Regions from separate parts of the Mus musculus genome. Here region 2 is linked to region 1. A link is a loop called in an ENCODE intact Hi-C map of the cell type or tissue named here. Cell type or tissue: heart. All regions are shown on one strand. Each heading gives the region's core, and the rest is flanking DNA. Links, peaks and the distances in the headings are about the cores only.

The links. Hi-C counts contacts between places; a loop is a spot of excess contacts. Peaks named below come from ENCODE experiments on the same cell type or tissue, not always from the same donor. Only the 100,000 strongest peaks of a DNase experiment are listed, where the experiment ranks them.
Region 2: it touches region 1 in a loop (2.6-fold over the local background); 8 of 42 quality-filtered maps call a loop at or near these places.

The regions. Positions count from the first base shown.
Region 1 is chr13:38,341,302-38,349,628 of GRCm38, reverse strand. Bmp6 (bone morphogenetic protein 6) reads right to left here and starts at 3,913. Exons shown (of 7, transcript NM_007556.3): 1 at 3,042-3,913. The coding sequence starts at 3,696. It overlaps Gm47990 (a long non-coding RNA gene), which reads right to left. Exons shown (of 2, transcript XR_003950672.1): 2 at 5,506-5,750. In heart, for the core only: CTCF peaks have their summits at 1,655, 3,579, 6,113 and 6,872 (motif pointing left); DNase peaks (open chromatin) are centred at 1,678, 2,398, 4,568, 6,878 and 2 weaker places; H3K4me3 peaks cover 3,139 bases; H3K27ac peaks cover 2,186 bases; H3K27me3 peaks cover 3,900 bases.
Region 2 is chr13:38,405,418-38,413,744 of GRCm38, reverse strand. The region is part of intron 1 of Bmp6 (bone morphogenetic protein 6); the gene reads right to left. Among named protein-coding and RNA genes, the nearest start is that of 4930579J19Rik, 52 kb to the left of the region's middle. In heart, for the core only: no CTCF peak of the experiment used is centred there; DNase peaks (open chromatin) are centred at 3,124, 4,994 and 6,014; H3K4me3 peaks cover 456 bases; H3K27ac peaks cover 301 bases.

The DNA.
Region 1 (8,327 bases), core at 274-8,273:
GGTCATCAGGTTTTATCACATTCTAGCCTCTGGTGAAGTCTGTCTTCCCCACTGCTACATGGATTAAGATGAACACCGCTGCTTTCGGGCAGGTGGTAATGCTTGCTGCTTGAACGCCCTCTACCTAGAAGAGGTTTTCTCCTTTCTTCCACGTGGAGTCTAGAACTGGACCTACATTAAGGGTAACTGCAGGAAGCTGCAAGATGAGGTAGAAAGGGTTTGGGGCACAGGGTGGCAACATTCAGTTTCATGTCAGCCTGTCTAGGAATCCACTTGTCCTACTGGTACGCTCCCTTGGAACCTTCAGTCTTTAAAATTCGCTTATGAAAAATAGAAGTCAGATATGACCTCGTGTGCCTGTAATTCCAGTACTCTGGAATTTTGGGCGGGAAGGTTTCCAGCTCTGAAGTATCTTGGGTTACATAGCATAGGCCTGTCCCAAAAAGGAAAGAAGGGATAGAGAGAAGGAAAGGAAAGGAGAAGGAGGGGGAAAGAGTGATGGAGGGAGGGAGGGAGGAAGGGAGAAAGGGAAGGAGGGAGGAAGGAAAGGGAAGGGGGAGGGAGGGAGGGAGGAAGGAAAGGGAAGGAGGAGGGAGGGAGGGAGGAAAGGGAGAGGGAGGGAGGGAGGGAGAAAGGGAAGGGGAGGGAGGATGGATGGATGGAGGTTGGAGGGAGGGAAAGAAGGAGGGTGGAGGGAGAGAGGGAGGGAGGAGGCAGGGAGAGAGGGAGGGAAAGAGAAGGGGTAGAGGAAAAGAGGGGGAAGGAAGGGAGAGAAGGAGGGAAGGAAAGTGGGGGGAGGGGAGTTAAAAACATACCTAGGGAGATATGATGCTAAACTACATAGCCATAACAAAATGAGTTGGCAACCAGCTTCAAACAGTGTGACTCAGAAGCTGTGTGCACTTGTACACCACAGAAGGTCAGAAAAGCAAAGAAAGAGAGGAATCTGAAAGTCACCACACACACACACACACACACACACACACACACACACACACACCTGCCTCAAACCAGATCTTTACATTTCAATTACAATCAAAAATAATGGTTTCTGCACTGTAGAATCACTGGGACAGCACTTTAAAAAAAATAGTGTTTCTGAACTCTGCCCAAACCGCCACGTGCTGACTGGACTGAAATGGAGTTGCCACCGGGGATTCCTAAAAGCCCACATATTATTCTAATGTGCCACAGCATTCGGAAGTCTTCGGGGTTGATTTGGTTTTCTTTGTTTTGTTTTGTTTTTGTTGTTTGTTTGTTTTTTCTTCCAGAGACGATGAATGATGCTTTCTTCAGACATCTTCACCATGGTAGCACACTTAAAAAAAAAATCTAAGGAACTTTTAAAAAATTAAAATCTGTCTGAGCTCACCCACAGGATTCTGCCAATCTCTGGGTTTGAAGAGGGCCAGTCCCAGCACCCAAGAACTTTTTAGGCCCAAAGTGACACGAAGGTCAGCCAGGGCTGAGGCCTAGGAAATGAAAAGAATCAGCCCATGCTACAATAAGAACAATCATGGTCCTCGGAAGCCCTGACCACCCCATCATCAGCAAGTTTCACTGAGTGACATGAGAGACAATTTCCTTAGAATGCTTCCTGGAGGTAGCTCAGCCTTGATTCCAATACACTGTGAGAATTCTTGTCCAATCAGATCCCCTGGTGGTGCAAGTAGCCCGGTTGGCAGGCCCTGAGCCTCCACTCACTGTGAGACTCGAGTTTCATGAATTTCCCAGGAGGGTTTCAGCACTGCCTGGATACTGGTCATTCTGCCTCCACACTTGCCTGCTCCATTAGCTTGCTACTCTTATTTCGTTTTTTTCTCTCTCTCTCACTGGACTCCACCTAGGCGGAACTAAGGATCCTAGATACACTCGCAAAGAACTAAATTAGATACTTAACACTGGGTCATCACTCCTGGCTTGAAGAAGATGGACGGCTCTGATAGGCCTTTTGGCAAGCTCATGCTAACCCTTTCTGAGACCTGGGCACAGGCATGGGTCTCCCCCAGGGAGAAAAAGCCTCACAGAAACCCAGGGGCGGCTGCAGCCACTCTGGGTGTGTCTACTTCCCCAGGTCTACCCACTAGGGACGTGCCTCCTACATCCTTGCTCTATACTAAGTTTATGAATAAAAACTAGCAAGGTTCAGAAGCACTGACTCCGCAGTCTTTCTTACCCCACCTCCCTTTTCTGTTTACAGATGAGAGAAAACTTCGGGGAGGGGGGGACGTGACTCTGTCTGGGTTTGCCACAGAACATTAGTGGCAGAGCCCAATTTAGCCGCCCTCGACTTTCCATTCTGTTGCCTGGCAACGGAGTTCAGTAGAGCTCAGCGGCCAACCCTGGCCCCTACCCCCGCACCCTTTCTCTGCCCCCAGGAGCTTGGACAGCATTGATTGAAGGGTCAACCTTTTGGGACAATGGCCAAGGGCATGAGAGCGCAGGCACTGGGTGGATTACCCCAATTGCGCTGGAATCTCGCCCCATACTGACGCAAGCCCCGCCTGGCGGGGATTGGCACACCTTCCAAGGTCCTGGTGGGACCTTCCTCAGCCACCGAAGCCCTCCTTCCTCAACACCTGTGAATCTCTCTAAAGCATTCAGATCAGGTTCTCGGAGTTCTCAACTGCTGGGGGATTCCCTGACGGTCACTATGGGTAAAGCGGCACTCCGAACGTCCAGGGGGCAATGGAGGACAGTTCAGAGGGGAAAGAGTGCAGAGGACCTTATTCTTAGGAACCTTGGCCAAACTCATTTGCGTTGAAGTGGCCCGAGCTCGTCAGAAATAAGAATACAGGGAAAAGTGCCCCATGTTCCCCGAAAAAGACAACCTCTGCGGGCACCTCTGCGTGTTCCAGCTCCTCCCATTGCAGCGGAGCGCAGGCGAGCACTCGGCCGCGCAGGTGTCCGGAGCACCAGCTGTCCCACATCCCCGCCGCGCGCGCACGCGCGCGCTCCTCCACCTCTTCCCACCACCTGAGCCCAGGAGACTGCAAAGGAGGGATCTACCCTCCGCGCGATGCTACCCCCAAAATCCTTACCCAGGTTCACAAAGCTCATGACCATGTCCGCGTCGTTGAGGAAAGCGCTGTCCTGCGCGCTAGTCAGTGGGGACGCACCGCCACCGGGTCCCGGGGCCAGGAGACTCTTGCGGTTCAAGGAGTGTGCAGCGCCGGGAGACGGCTGCCTGAGCTGGGACGAGCTGGCCCCTCCGTGGGACCCAGGCTCTTGCCCCACACCCTCCGATGCCCCATCCTCTTCGTCGTCATTGGACAGGGCGTTGTAGAGATCCAGCATGAAGAGTGGAGCGGACTTCAGCCGCCCTGGAGGGGGCTCCTCGCGGGCCGTCTGCTGCTGCTGCTGCTGCTGCTGCTGCTGTGGCGGGAGCACCGGGGGCTGAGGCTGCTGGAGACCGTGCAGGGGCCGCGGCCTGTGCGGGAGCCCCAGCACCGACAGGATCTCCTTTTGCATCTCCCGCTTCTCGTGGGTCTTGAGCCGCCGATAGAGGAAGCCCGAAGAAGAGGACTGTGGCGGTGGCTGCTCAGCGCGCACCGGGCTCCCGCCGGCTCCCAGCAGCTGCCCCCCGGCGGCGGCCGCGGCTACCGGCAGAGGGGGCCGCAGTGGCGGGGGGCCGCAGCTGCACAGCAACCCCCACCACCAGCACAGCCACTGCGCCCTCCGCCCCAGCCCGGGCATCGCCGCCCAGCCCGGCTGCCCCCGCGGGGCCCGCGAGGCGTCGAGCGGCGGAGCGAGGCCGGAGCGCGGAGGCTGTGGCCCTCGGAGTGGGCAGCCCCCGCCACCTCTCGGCGGGCTCTCTTCCCGGTCCTGGCACTCAGTCCTTATCTCTCATGGTCATCCGCGGCGCCCCCAGAAGCCCGGGTGGAGAAGAGACGACGGGGCGACGGCCAGGATCCTCCACTCTCCCGCAGGTCTCTGGAGGCGCACGGGCTGAGTGAGCCAGGTGTGTCCTAGGCAGGACTGCGCTGCAGCCGGCGTCCCCGGGCGGGTCACGGCACGGTCACTCGCAGTCTGCACACGTGCGCTGCCCTGAACCCTCAGAGGCGGCTGGCCGAGGGGGGCCGGAGACGACAGATCAAGAGGTGGAGGCGATGCCGGGCACCATCCCCTCGCACGCCTCTCCTGGCTTGTAGGACAGTCGTGAAGTTTACTCCCCTGTGGGTCCCAGGCTGTGGCGTCCCTGCGTCCTAAAAAGCCAATTTTCTCCGCGCGGTTTTAACTTCCCTCTGGTCCGAAACTCAGCGCCCCTCCGCCTTCGGGCACCGTCTCTCCCCCTCGGAATCTCCGCGCGCCTCCCCAAGTGGAGGCGGCCACGATCTAGCTTTCCTCTCGGCAGTCTCTCGGGTGCCCGGAGGATCCCGCTCTCCGAGGCGATGAGAGAGACGAGGAGCGGAACTCGGAACGCAGGCTGCGGCGTCGGCTCGGGGATTCGCAGTCTCCCGCCTCTGCGCACTGCGCTCCCGGCCGCCGCCAACGTGGGCTTTCTGCTGCGCGTCTCGCTCAGGTACCGCACTCAAGCCCAGGAACGCCCTGCCCTACTCGGTAACGGACAGGCTACCAGCCAATGGAGAGGTGACTCTTGCGGGCTATTTACATAGGCCCACCCCCTTCTTTCACCCTCCCTTCTCCCAGGGCCTTGCCTCTGCCTAGCGAGCGTAGGTTTCTAGCACACAGAATTCTTGGAGGCATCAGGAGTTGCTTGGGCGGGTAAGAAAGGCAAAGAGGTCATTGCTAGGAAGACAGATCCGATCACGACCCCGATCTAAACTTTCTTCTTCCTCTGCTAAATAAAAGCAAACACAGCTATTTAATCCATGCCGTTACCGAAGGAGAAAATAGTATGACAGTTTTCTCCTTCTCTGCTCAGTTTCTCTTATTGATGGAATGTAGGCGTTTAGCAGACACGTGGCTCTCAAAGGCAGCTGCTGTAAGTTAAGACACACCCTGCGAGGAAGCTGCTCACACACTAGCTGCAAAGAGGGCAGGACAAGCCAAACCAGAGTCCTGGAGGTTTCCAGTCGGATATTTCAATTTATTTCTTCGTTTGGGCTGCATTTGAGTTCTTAAACTACAACCCAAACGAAAGGGGTTACGATCTGCTAGTGTTACGAGGAAAGCCTTCCCCATCCTCTTGCTAGTCTCTCAATGCAGTTGCCGTTGGCAATTGCATCTTAATGAGCTGAAATGCAATTATTAGACACACCGTTCCAGGTAAAACGTAAAGACGGTGGTAAAGATGGCCTTCAGCCAGGGCAGAAGCCTGGAAAGTATAGAAAATAGCCAGGATAATAAACAGGGCCCTCAACACAGGTTGCTTCTATCCTTGAACAAACTGGGACCACTCCCAACACTGCCTTCTACCAATAAACATGTCAATTCATGGCTCAAATGGCCACTCATCTCTAGATGGTAGAAGCAAATGCCCTTTAAACATGTGAGTCTTTCACCTGACAAGAATGGAAGGATTAGGAAAGAAAATAAGCCACCCACTTTCAGTATTGGTTTATGGGGTCTGAAACATTTTAGATAATTGTTGCTAGGATGCTAGAGACATCAAAAGCGTGCACCGTTTCTTCTGTCCAGGACACTGTACAAGTATGAAGTCACTGCTGTGCTGCTAGAGAGGCCAGGAACTCCACTCAGAAGATCTGAAGTCACAACAAGTACTCATGAGCTTCAAGCTGGGGGCCTCCTCCTTGCACACACTCAGCCACATCTTCTTTGTAAGAGGTCTGACAAGACACATGCGGAATAAAAGAAGCGCAAATTATAAGGGCAGTGAAGACAACACTGGAATCTGTAAAAATAGAAAAACAAACTAAGCCCTAAAGGTACTCCATTAGGGAGTGCCATTTAAAACACAAAAGTGGGCTTGTGGGCTGGTGAGATGGCTCATTGGGTAAGAGCACCTGACTGCTCTTCCGAAGGTCAGGAGTTCAAATCCCAGCAACCACATGGTGGCTCACAACCATCCATAACGAGATCTGACTCCCTCTTCTGGAGTGTCTGAGGACAGCTACAGTGTATTTACATATAATAAATAAATAAATAAATCTTTTTTTAAAAAGCGAGCTTGTGACTCATTTGGGGTATATGACTCTGTGAAAATGAGCCTAGTGAAGAACAGACATGTAGGGCTACACTACTGCCCCCTCTGTAGGGTTCCCCCCCCCTTGTGGCGTGAGTCTAAAATGACATGTAGTGAAGTATTATCAACCACAGTCCTTAACAGCATCTCTAACTCAGGCCTGTCACAGACTCCCCACCCCTACCAAGAGGAATTCTGTTCTCAAAGAATAGTGCTAAAATAAGGGGGTGTTTGGGGGGTGTCTTCAGGTGGTGAGTATGAGAGTCTGAGGAAGCCCCCCCCCCCAAAAAATGTGAGGTAAGATGTCATAAGGTCAGTGACATTCAGCCAAAGGTCACAAGAGATGTGTTCTGCATGTCTATGGTGCACTCTCAACCTGGACATGCCATATTTACAGGAAGCAGGCAGCCAAGCACTTGGGCCCACCTAGTTCAAAGGGATGAATAAAGAGGTATAATCCTAAGAGTTCAATGACATCAGACTGGGACCACAGCTTCTCTATGTATGTCAAGTGAAACTCGGGGTGGAAAGAGAACCTTCATCCATGTCCCTCCCGCTCCTGTTTTCCTGACCACATCCCATTAGAGACTCCACGTGGCCCGGAGGTGTCAGAGCAGAGGACTAGCACAAAGCACACGTGTGATTCTAAGTGGATACAGAATAATGGCATTGAAGGAACTTGTTTGAGCAGGTCTGCCTCCAGAGTTCACTGGAACCTGTGAACACTTGGAGAAAATCAGAGGCCACTTCGCCCCCTGCAGGACACCAAAATATTACTGCCCCTTCCTCTGTAAACCCAGACAAGTTTCCCTCACTTTTCTCTGAGCATCTCTCAAGCATTTGGGGGTTGGGGGCGGGGGCAGAGGAGAAATCTCGTCAAGAAGCCAGATGTGTGAGCCAACCCATAGCAAACATCTGGTTGCTTGGCTGACATTTCATGCAGATGGCCTCAGTCTCTGGAAATAGGTTGTCTGTCCCACCCTTGCCCCACTTCACGAAGTGAAGATGGCCTCACCATAAAGCACAAATTTGTTCCACACGTTTGGTGATACTAGAGACAGGGTGGGAATTCTCACGGGGACACAGAGTAACTCACAGAAAATTCTTAAAAATGCCTACTTTCAAAGTGGTTCCTTACCAGTTGTGGAGAGCTCTATGTTTACAATGTGTTTGGCCTAATAAATTCTGATTTGAAAAGATGGTGCTTGTTAATTTAACATGCCAAATATCCTTGTTTCAAAATGATACTGCTTATCCATTTGATATGCTAAGTGCTCTGTTCTTGCCCATAAACCACATCATTAACAATACACTACAAGTAACCCGGCAGTAACGACACACATCTGTAATTCCAGTAGTTCGAAGCCAGCCTGGTCTACAGATCAAGTTCCAGGACAGCCAGGACTACGTAGAGAAATCTTCTCTCAACAAAACCCAAACCGAAACAAAGCAAAAACAAAACCACAAGTACACTCGTTGATTTTTGTATTCAGTCAGACCCATTCAACTGCTTGGCCCAAAGCCTTAAGCTGTTGCTTTCAAAATTCAACATAGAAGTCCTCTAATATGTGGCTGTAGTTCTTAAAAGCCTGAGGTCTGCCCTCCCCGAGTCCTTGGGACACTCCACTCATAAAATCCTAAACTCTCAGCATTATAATTAGCACAAGGTTGGAGGAGTTTGACATCAATTCCAAAATATAATAACTCACTCACTCACATTTTAAAAATACCAGTTTGGGTTTAATGAAAAGGAACTATGTTAAGTAAATGTTTGCTGAGTGCGAGAGATGAACATCAGAGTGTTAAATAAATATTGCTTCTGAAAGCTACACCTGTAAGACAAACTTCAAAATATGTGTCTCATCCCAAAGTCTGCGGTCACATGCACAGTCCCTCACACTATCCCATCACTGTCTGTTCAAAAATGTTGGGCATTCACACTTCAAAATGTCACTCGGACCATCATATTTTCCAACTCGGAGGACATCTGGTGGCAAAGCGAAAAACTAATATATAAATCTGTTTCCAGAGATTTTTTTTTCCACACTGTAACCCAAATAGCAAATCTGTTATTTATTGAGTCTCACTTGTCTCACGCACTCAGACCTTGTACTCCTAGAACCCAAACTGTCTATAGAATTCCAAACAATGAAGTTATCAGTGGAATCCAGTCGACTCATTAAGCCATTTCTGAATTTTTCATTGGCTAACTGGTATGTGT
Region 2 (8,327 bases), core at 74-8,073, 64 kb before region 1:
TGTATTTTGGTCAGAACATTTTGGAACTGGCTGCTTAGGTATGAGTGGCCCATTCCTAGGAGACTCGGGCATCTGCCATCCTGTCCGCCTGCTTGTCTCTCAACACCAGCCATACAGTTTCAATCACAGAGCCATGTGAATCACGGTCTCATGGAGCTCATTTTTCCCTCCACTGTCTTCCCATCTGTACCTGGTCTTTTATAAGTAGTCAAATAAGACAGTTGTTTATCTTTCACAACACTTTAAGAAGTTTTCTCTCCACATGCCCAATGAGAGTCATCTCCCAGTTGGGATTCACAAGGGGGGTGGTTCAATGTCGTTCAAGAGCAGACATGAGTGTGGGTGGTTTATGAGGGTTGACTTAAGTTCCCAGAAGTTCAGGGTCCTGGCTTGGGGCTCAAATAATGACATCCCTAAGAAAAGGTCAGGCGCAGAGACTTTGAAGTTCTGTCCTTGTGTCTTTCACCTCACATTCTCTCCCCAAGGTGGATCAGAACAAACCTCTTCCACAAGCCAGCTGTGAAGTCCAAAACACCTATTATTGGAAATTTCCCATTGTCTTTCTGTGTAACAAGTGCTGTAGAGATATTCTCTATCAACCGTGTTAGATTACAGGACAGACAGGGAGATGCAGAACAGGATGGACAAGTCTCAGCTCTAGAAAGCTTCCATGGTTCAAGCCTTCAGACCTAACGTACAATGGTGAAAACGGTTAATAACATGGACCACACACTTGAAATCTGCTAAGCAGGTAGACTGTAATCTAACTCATCTCACCCAAAAAGATGAAGCTCACATGGTGGGTACATTACTTGACTAGATAAAGCACAAGTGATGGCCGACTATGGTAAATATTTCAGGTAACATTTCGTTCTAAATACGTCAAATCAAGCTGGATGCTATAAACATATACCACTAATCATCAGACATATACCACACATCCACGGGGGAGAGCTATGAGTGCTAAATACAAGAAGTCACTAAGAACACATTCCAAAGGACATACATGTCATCTGAAGACAAACAGAGGTGAGGCTAAGCCATGGCAAGGATTGGCTGGGAACCAATACCACAAGGTCTCACTGTCTCTCCCTTGCCACATACACATGGTAGAATTCAATACAGAATTTTATATGTGTTGTTGGTTGGGATATATGCCAATAAGGTTGGAATATATGTTAATATGGTTGGACATATGTCAACAAGGTTGATCATCTATGTTAATGTTTATTTAAATTAGAAAACAAAGAACCATTCCTGACTGCCCCTGCCCCCATAATTTGCAATGGATATTTTCCCGAGTAGGAAGGTGAAAACTTCCAAACTTTAATGTGTTGCTGAATGTTTGAGTATACTCAAACATAAACACAGTGTCAGGACTCTTGGGATGTCACATGCAACTTAGAAACTATTCAAGTTTTTGTGTGTGTGTGTTTTTTTTTTATCTTTACTTGATGGTTTAAAAACATTAAAGAGTTTATGGTTGTTCAATGAACACACTGGGAGTAGCTAATGTTTTCTCAGTTTTGTATGAATACACAATCACACATACACACACACACACACACACACACACACAAACACACACGTTCCACCTTTGACATGGCTGTTACTTACTATCTATCTAAAGTCCATCTCTGGAAGCTGATCTATGATCCATGTATCTTAAATGTCACTCAAAGACCTTCGAGGTCTCCATGGCAGCACTGGTAGGTGAATTCTTTAAAAGGAAGGGACTAGTAGGAAGTCTTCAAGTCAGTGGCATGTGCCCTCAAAGAGAATTAAGGGACTCCATCTCTGTCCCCATCCTCACTTACATGTCTGAGCTATGAAGTGAATGGTTTTGTTCCCCAGGTCCCCATCCCAATGGATGGTGATGCCACAGACCCAGCATAATAGAGCTGATTAACCAAGGACTAAAACATCCAAACCTTTGAGCCAACGTGCATATCTTTATATTTTGTTTTATCTTGAGTGTTCATTATGGTGAAGGGGAGCTAATCCAAATAGACTACCTCAGGTGATTGGTTTTTGGTTGACCTATGGCCCTAATTTGAGGTCTATTGTTAGCTTCTACCAAGCTGTCACACAAGAATACCAGAGGGATGAAACTTACATGATTAAGCCTTCATTTTACTCCAGTCATTCAAGAAATAAATTCCAGAGTTATGCAAAGACTGCCCATACTAGGAGGCTGGACCATCCTTGAAATTAAACACCAGTCATACCCATTTATTGCATGTGATCTAAAGCTATATATTTAAAACTATGTCAGGCTGGGCCCACTTCATCAAAAAAAAAAAAAAAAAAAAAAAAAAGGCTTGATTTTAACTACTTTTTTTTGAGATGGAGTCTCATTGCATTGCCTTGGCTAATCTGGTACTCAAAATCCTCCTGCCTCAGCCTCTCTAGTACCCAGATAGACATAGGCATACACCACCACACAGGGAAAAACATCCCTGCTTTTTTTCTGTTTTTATCTAAAAGCAGAGTGCAGTGGTACACATCTGTATTCCTTGTATTGTAAGGCTGGGTCAGGAGGAGTGGGACTTAAGGCCAGCCGAGACTCACGTGGTGGGCTTCTATTTCAAAGACAAACAAAAAGAAACACTAACAGAATCTACCAGCCAGAAATCCAGAAGGTGTCTCAGCCTTGCCAGATATAAATGAGACCTTACTTATCGGCTTTGGAAGGAAAATGTCAAGGGCAAGTGATTGTGGGCTTCTGAGTCTTGTTTTGTTTTGTTTTGTTTTGTTTTGTTTTTCAAAAAAAAAAAATCTTACTGCTATAATGAAAGTAATAAGCATTCCATAGGAATTAAGAAATACAAATTCCAGAAGACTTATACCAGTGTCCAGGGCTTAGCAAATCGAGGCTCATTCCAGCCTAACACATACACAGATCGGCCCCCCAGTGTGACCTAGACCTCTCTAGAGAGAGCAGCTAAGGCTGACCAGGAGCCAAGGGGCACATGACTCAGAAGGCAGGGCACCTGGGTTTGCTCGCCGGAAGGCTACGAGCAGATGGAGCCCTGCTCAGAGAGAGGGACAGAATGGATTCCTTGCAGAGCTTTTTCACAGTCTGCAACAATTCATCTGTCAAAATATGTGCATGAATGGGAAAAATCCAGCATCGGAGCCAAGGACTGTGTTGCAACTGTCTAAGATTTTTGAGAGCTGGCCAAACCCGCCTTTACGGATTGTTCTCACTCTCAGGGCTTTGTGCACTTCATCCCTAAATACTTGATAGCGGCTTGAGAGGTGTAACTCCATCCCGGGGCCGCTGACTCACTGTGGTGCTTCCCCACCCCACCGCCGACCCCCGTGTCAATGTTTGCGGCACAGATGGTGAGCCTGTACTCATACAACTGGCGAAGGAGACATGCAGATACATTTCCCTCCCTTTCTAAGAGTTGACAGGCTGCCTCGGTGCATCTCTCCCTCCCTGGTTGGACTTCTTTTTTTATTGCCTCTCACCACCCCTGACCCTTGAGCAGAGGATTAGCGGGGGGGGGGGGGGGGGGGAGGACAAGTAGAGACTGCATTTAAACTAGCCATTTAGCACCATGGGGGCAGCTCTGGGGAAAATGATCGTAGCTAAGGATGTGAAAACCATTAACAAGATTTAAGGATTATCTGTGGGTCTCAATTCCTCCTCCTGTCCATATCTCTTAAAGGTCAGGGACAGCTAGTTGTTGGCAAAGACTAAAGGGAATGCCAAAGCAGGGTACCTTTAAGAAACTACTTCCTTCAAACTCAGGACCAAAAATCTACAAAGGGGGCTTTCCTACATGATGCTCTGATGAGCTGGCTGTCAATCATGAGTGCAGCACCCTGTAATCTCCACTTTCTACACTCTCATGAAACAGCAGGAAGGGGCTACTCATCGCTGGGGGCTGCTCTGTTCTAGGGCAGTTGAGGCTGCAGTTTTGACACACATCCACTGAATGTCTAGCTTTCCAAACAGCAACCTGCTAAATCGAGTGGCCCTAGCAACAGGTGCTGGCAAGAGTGTAACCGTGACAGGGAACCTGAAGGCTTCTGCAAAGCACTTCGCCAAGGATGCGAGCTGAATGGTTTCCGGAAGGATTTTATTGGGGGCAAAAAAGAAAAAAAAAAGGAAAAAGAAATAAATAAAAGAAAAACAGACTAAAGAAGGGAAAAACAGCTGTTTGGAAATAAACTATAAACCATCTGTAGCACACAACAAGAATTCTCTGAGTGTGACCATGAAGATTTATAGGGGCATCATACTTCAGAGACGAGACCCCAGCCTACACAAGCTACCTCAGGCAATATACTGTCCCAGGTGTTCCTAACAGCGTACAGGAGAGGTGAGTCTCGCAATGCTCTCTGGGGGACAACACAGAGATTTCCAGAATGCCATTGAGCAGTGTCCCCACGACAGCTGGCCACAGAGAGGAAGAGGGAGAATAAGCTAGAGCTCCTTTCTCATGGTACATGTAGTCTGGAGACCAAATCCATCTGCTGGAATCCAGACTTCTGCCTTGAGAATTTTTTGACACTCTTTGTGGGGGAGAGGGGGGAAACAGTTAATCAAAGAGCAAACACACATTCTTCAAGTTGCTTTAGCATCTTGTGCATTATTACAATAGAAATCAAAGTTGTTTGTTGTTCGTTTTTTTCAATCAAGGTTTGAGGATCTAAGTTAGCTCAATGTATTTCTCAGTAACTAAGTTACTAAAAACTTGTAGCGTGGCTGTTACTTATTCTCCAAGGAGGTTCCAAGTTGCTAAAAGGGTCCTCAAGAACATATTTCTTCACATTCTCTTGATCTCTGTGTGTGGAGATTTGCTTAACAGCTGTTTTATGTACAAGTGGTTTTTTCCCCCCACCCCCAGCCATCTCCTCCCCCTCCACAAGGAGACTTTTTTTTTTGGAAAGGCAAAAGACATAACTGAAAGCTAAAGTTCTCCTCCCAGTGCTGCCAGCAGCAGACACAGTAGGTCACAGGAAGACAGCTAAGGAAAATCATCCTGCCCCTGGCCTCAATCACTTAAGAGGGAACTGGAGTTGAAAGCAAAAGAAAACGTTACACGTAAAGTCAGCATGGCCTTCTCCCCAGTCCACCCCAAGCAGAATAAAAGGCAAGTGTTGTATGGTAAGACAACTGATTTTAGTCAGTGCCTGGCAATTCGAATCCCACACACCCAGCACTTCTTTTCTCATTCACCATGATGGCAAATAGCAAAGATGCCAGTTATGGTAGAGGAGAGGAGAAATCAGGAAATGAGCCATCACAATCCGTGAATGAAGGAAGTTCAGGCACTTCAGCAACGTGCCTGCGTTGCCGCCATCACTTCTGAAGTAGATGCTGTACCCTCGCTTCTTCCAGCAGCACCAATGGGAAAACCACAAGTGCCTGTCACTATGTCATAGTTTTTGAGAAAGGATCACTCAAGGGGAGGAAAAAAAAAAAACCTAGCTGGCACAGCAGTGCGCCCACCCGTAAACCTCAAGTGACCCCTCAAGCTACCTAGACAGGTGTTTGGCATGGGGGTGGGGATCAGTTTTCTCCAGGAGTGACCTACATTTCTCATCACCATGACAACAGTTCTTGGTTTGTAAGCACAGTTGAGCATTCCTAGTCTGAACCGCTGACAGATCCAAAGCTGGGAGTGTTGACATGATACCACAAGTAGAAAATTCCATACTGTGAAACTTTGTCTCACGCACAGAACTATTTAAAATACTACTGGGCTATGTATATTAGGTGTACACAAAGCATAATTGAATTTTGTGTTTAGACTTCAGTCTCATCCCCAAGATAGCTCATTATGTCTGTATAAATACTCCAGAATTGGAAAAACTCCAAAAGTTGAAGTACATCTGGTCCCAAGCATTTGGATAAGGGATATTCCATATGTGTTATACTAAGTAGGGAGGGTACTAGGGCTCTCTCATCCTGGAGTAAAGAGTGCATTTTAGCATGTGATCTCCACAGAACACTTTGGAGTCCCGGGAAAAAGAAAGCAATCATGCGACTAACCCTCCACCCCAAAACAGGAAGTAGCCAAGCTGTTCTGGGACAACCAGCCCCCCACTTCCTAAAACTCTGGGTTAGCATCCAACTGAGGAGTGGAATGACTTCCAGTGTGGACCAAGAGCAACTTATGCATCGTTTTAACTTGCATGTTAGATCTCCTACGCTAACATCAAGCATAGCCATTTAAAGTCTAAAAGGTTTTATAAGACAAACTGAATGGCATGATGCATTTTGTTTTGTTTTGTTTTGTTTTGGTAAGAGACACTCTGGAAAAAAAAATGCTTAAGTTTGAGAACTTTACTCCAGCAAAGAAAAACCTCATTTTCTAACAACACAGGCAATAACAAGAGGAACAGGTCACCTTCAGGTGACATGAAGAGACATGCATCCACCAAGCTCTAGAGACAGCAGGTTTATTGACAGAAACCAACACTTGAGGAAGAAAGAAAGAGGATTTAGGTTTTAAGCAGAGGAGACCCAAGAAGATACATTCGACACTTTATTTTTCAAAATGTCAACAACAACTTAGGGGCTGGGGAAGAAGGGCCTATTGTGATGTCTGATGTGAGACACGGAGTAAGCGGACTATCAATAGATAAGTCATACCGCATGCCTGTGTAACACCCGAGTATGACAATTTATCCAAGTAACTGAAGAATCACATCCGCTATACAATAAAAATACTAAATTTAACTATGTGAGAATGTTGGGAGAAAGACACTGTTTTCTATGAAAAGAAAACAACTGGAAAAGAGGTATCTAATACAATGTGAAGGCTTTTCAGACTGGAAAGGTAAGACCTAGGGGAGAGCTCCATTGCACAGAAAACGAGGAAACCCACTGGCGGCGCACATTACCCTGTCACAAGGGCAAGTTCTTCACCTTACTCTCAGCCGTCTTGTTTCTCCTGCAGAGTCAGCCATGCTGGCTGGAGCCTTCTCAAGGACCATTTCACCATGCTTAGGTCTCTCTGACAGAACTCTACCCCCTGTGTGCTTAGCCCTTTCCTCCCTCCCCAGTCAGAGCTCACGCCAGCTGCCTTCTTTCTGAGCCTCTGTATCCTCTATTCCTCCTAAATCCTACCCTACGTACCTTCGGGTCACTAGTGTTATGATGAAACACCATGACCAAGGCAACTTGAGAAGGAAAATCTTTATCTGGTCTATGCTTCCACCATTGCTTTCATCTCTGAAGGAAGTCAGGACAGGGACTCAAAATGGCAGGGACCTAAAGGCAGGAGCTGATGCAGAGGCCATGGAGGAGTGCTGCTTACTGGCTTTCTCCACATGACTTGCTCAGCCTGTTTTCTTACAGAACCCAAGACTACCAACCTAGGGTCTGTCCCACTCATAACGGGCTGGGTTCTTCCTCACAAATCAGTAATTTTAAAAAGGCCCTACAGACTTGCCCTCAGCCCAAATGGAAGCATTTTCTCAATTGATGCTCCCTCCTCTCCGATGACTCTAACTTGTGTCAAGTTGACATAAAACTAGACAGGACACTACCCCATTCTAACTTGCCCAGTTTTCTCCACCACTGGCTCCCCCAAACCACCCGACAGCCTCCAGGATGTCAAGTTCAATAATCAACTCAAGTTCTCATACTTCTGAGGTTCTCATACAGGTGCTACATCCTTGGTTCAAACATTTCTGCTGCTCCGTCATCAAGAACTTAAGTCATGACAAGGGAAAAAGCTCTGCCCTCACATGATAGCTCACAGTCAAACTATGTATATGTATATACTCATGCTTTGTTTCATTAACATTTTTTGAATAATGTTATATAACACAGGGCTGAGAGATGGCTCAGTCAGTGAAGTACTACCTTAAAAGCATGAGAGCCTGAGCTCAGATTCTCAGCATTGACATAAAAGCCAGAATCCAAGAGTGCTGGAGGACAGGTGCAGACAGACGAGTCACTGGAGCTCGGTGGCCAGCCAGCATAGCCGAATCAATGATACCCGATCCCCGAGAGACCGTGATTCAAAAACACAGTGTAGAGGGACTGAAGAGGATAACTAGTATTGATCTCTGGTCTACACACACACACACACACACACACACACACATATACATACATCATACACACACATTTTTATGACATGACCTTTGGGCAATGTGTATAAACAGATTGATTTTGTGTTTAGCTTTGGGTCCCACAACCAAAGTACCCGTATATATATACAAATGAGCTTTCCAATTTTTCATAGAAACCCCAAAGCCAAAAAACATTTCCAGTAAGGGATGTTCAAGTTGTATAGCTGAACTTTCCACCATACTGAAAGCTCTGTCTTCCTGTCTCTTTTTAATGTTCCTGGCCT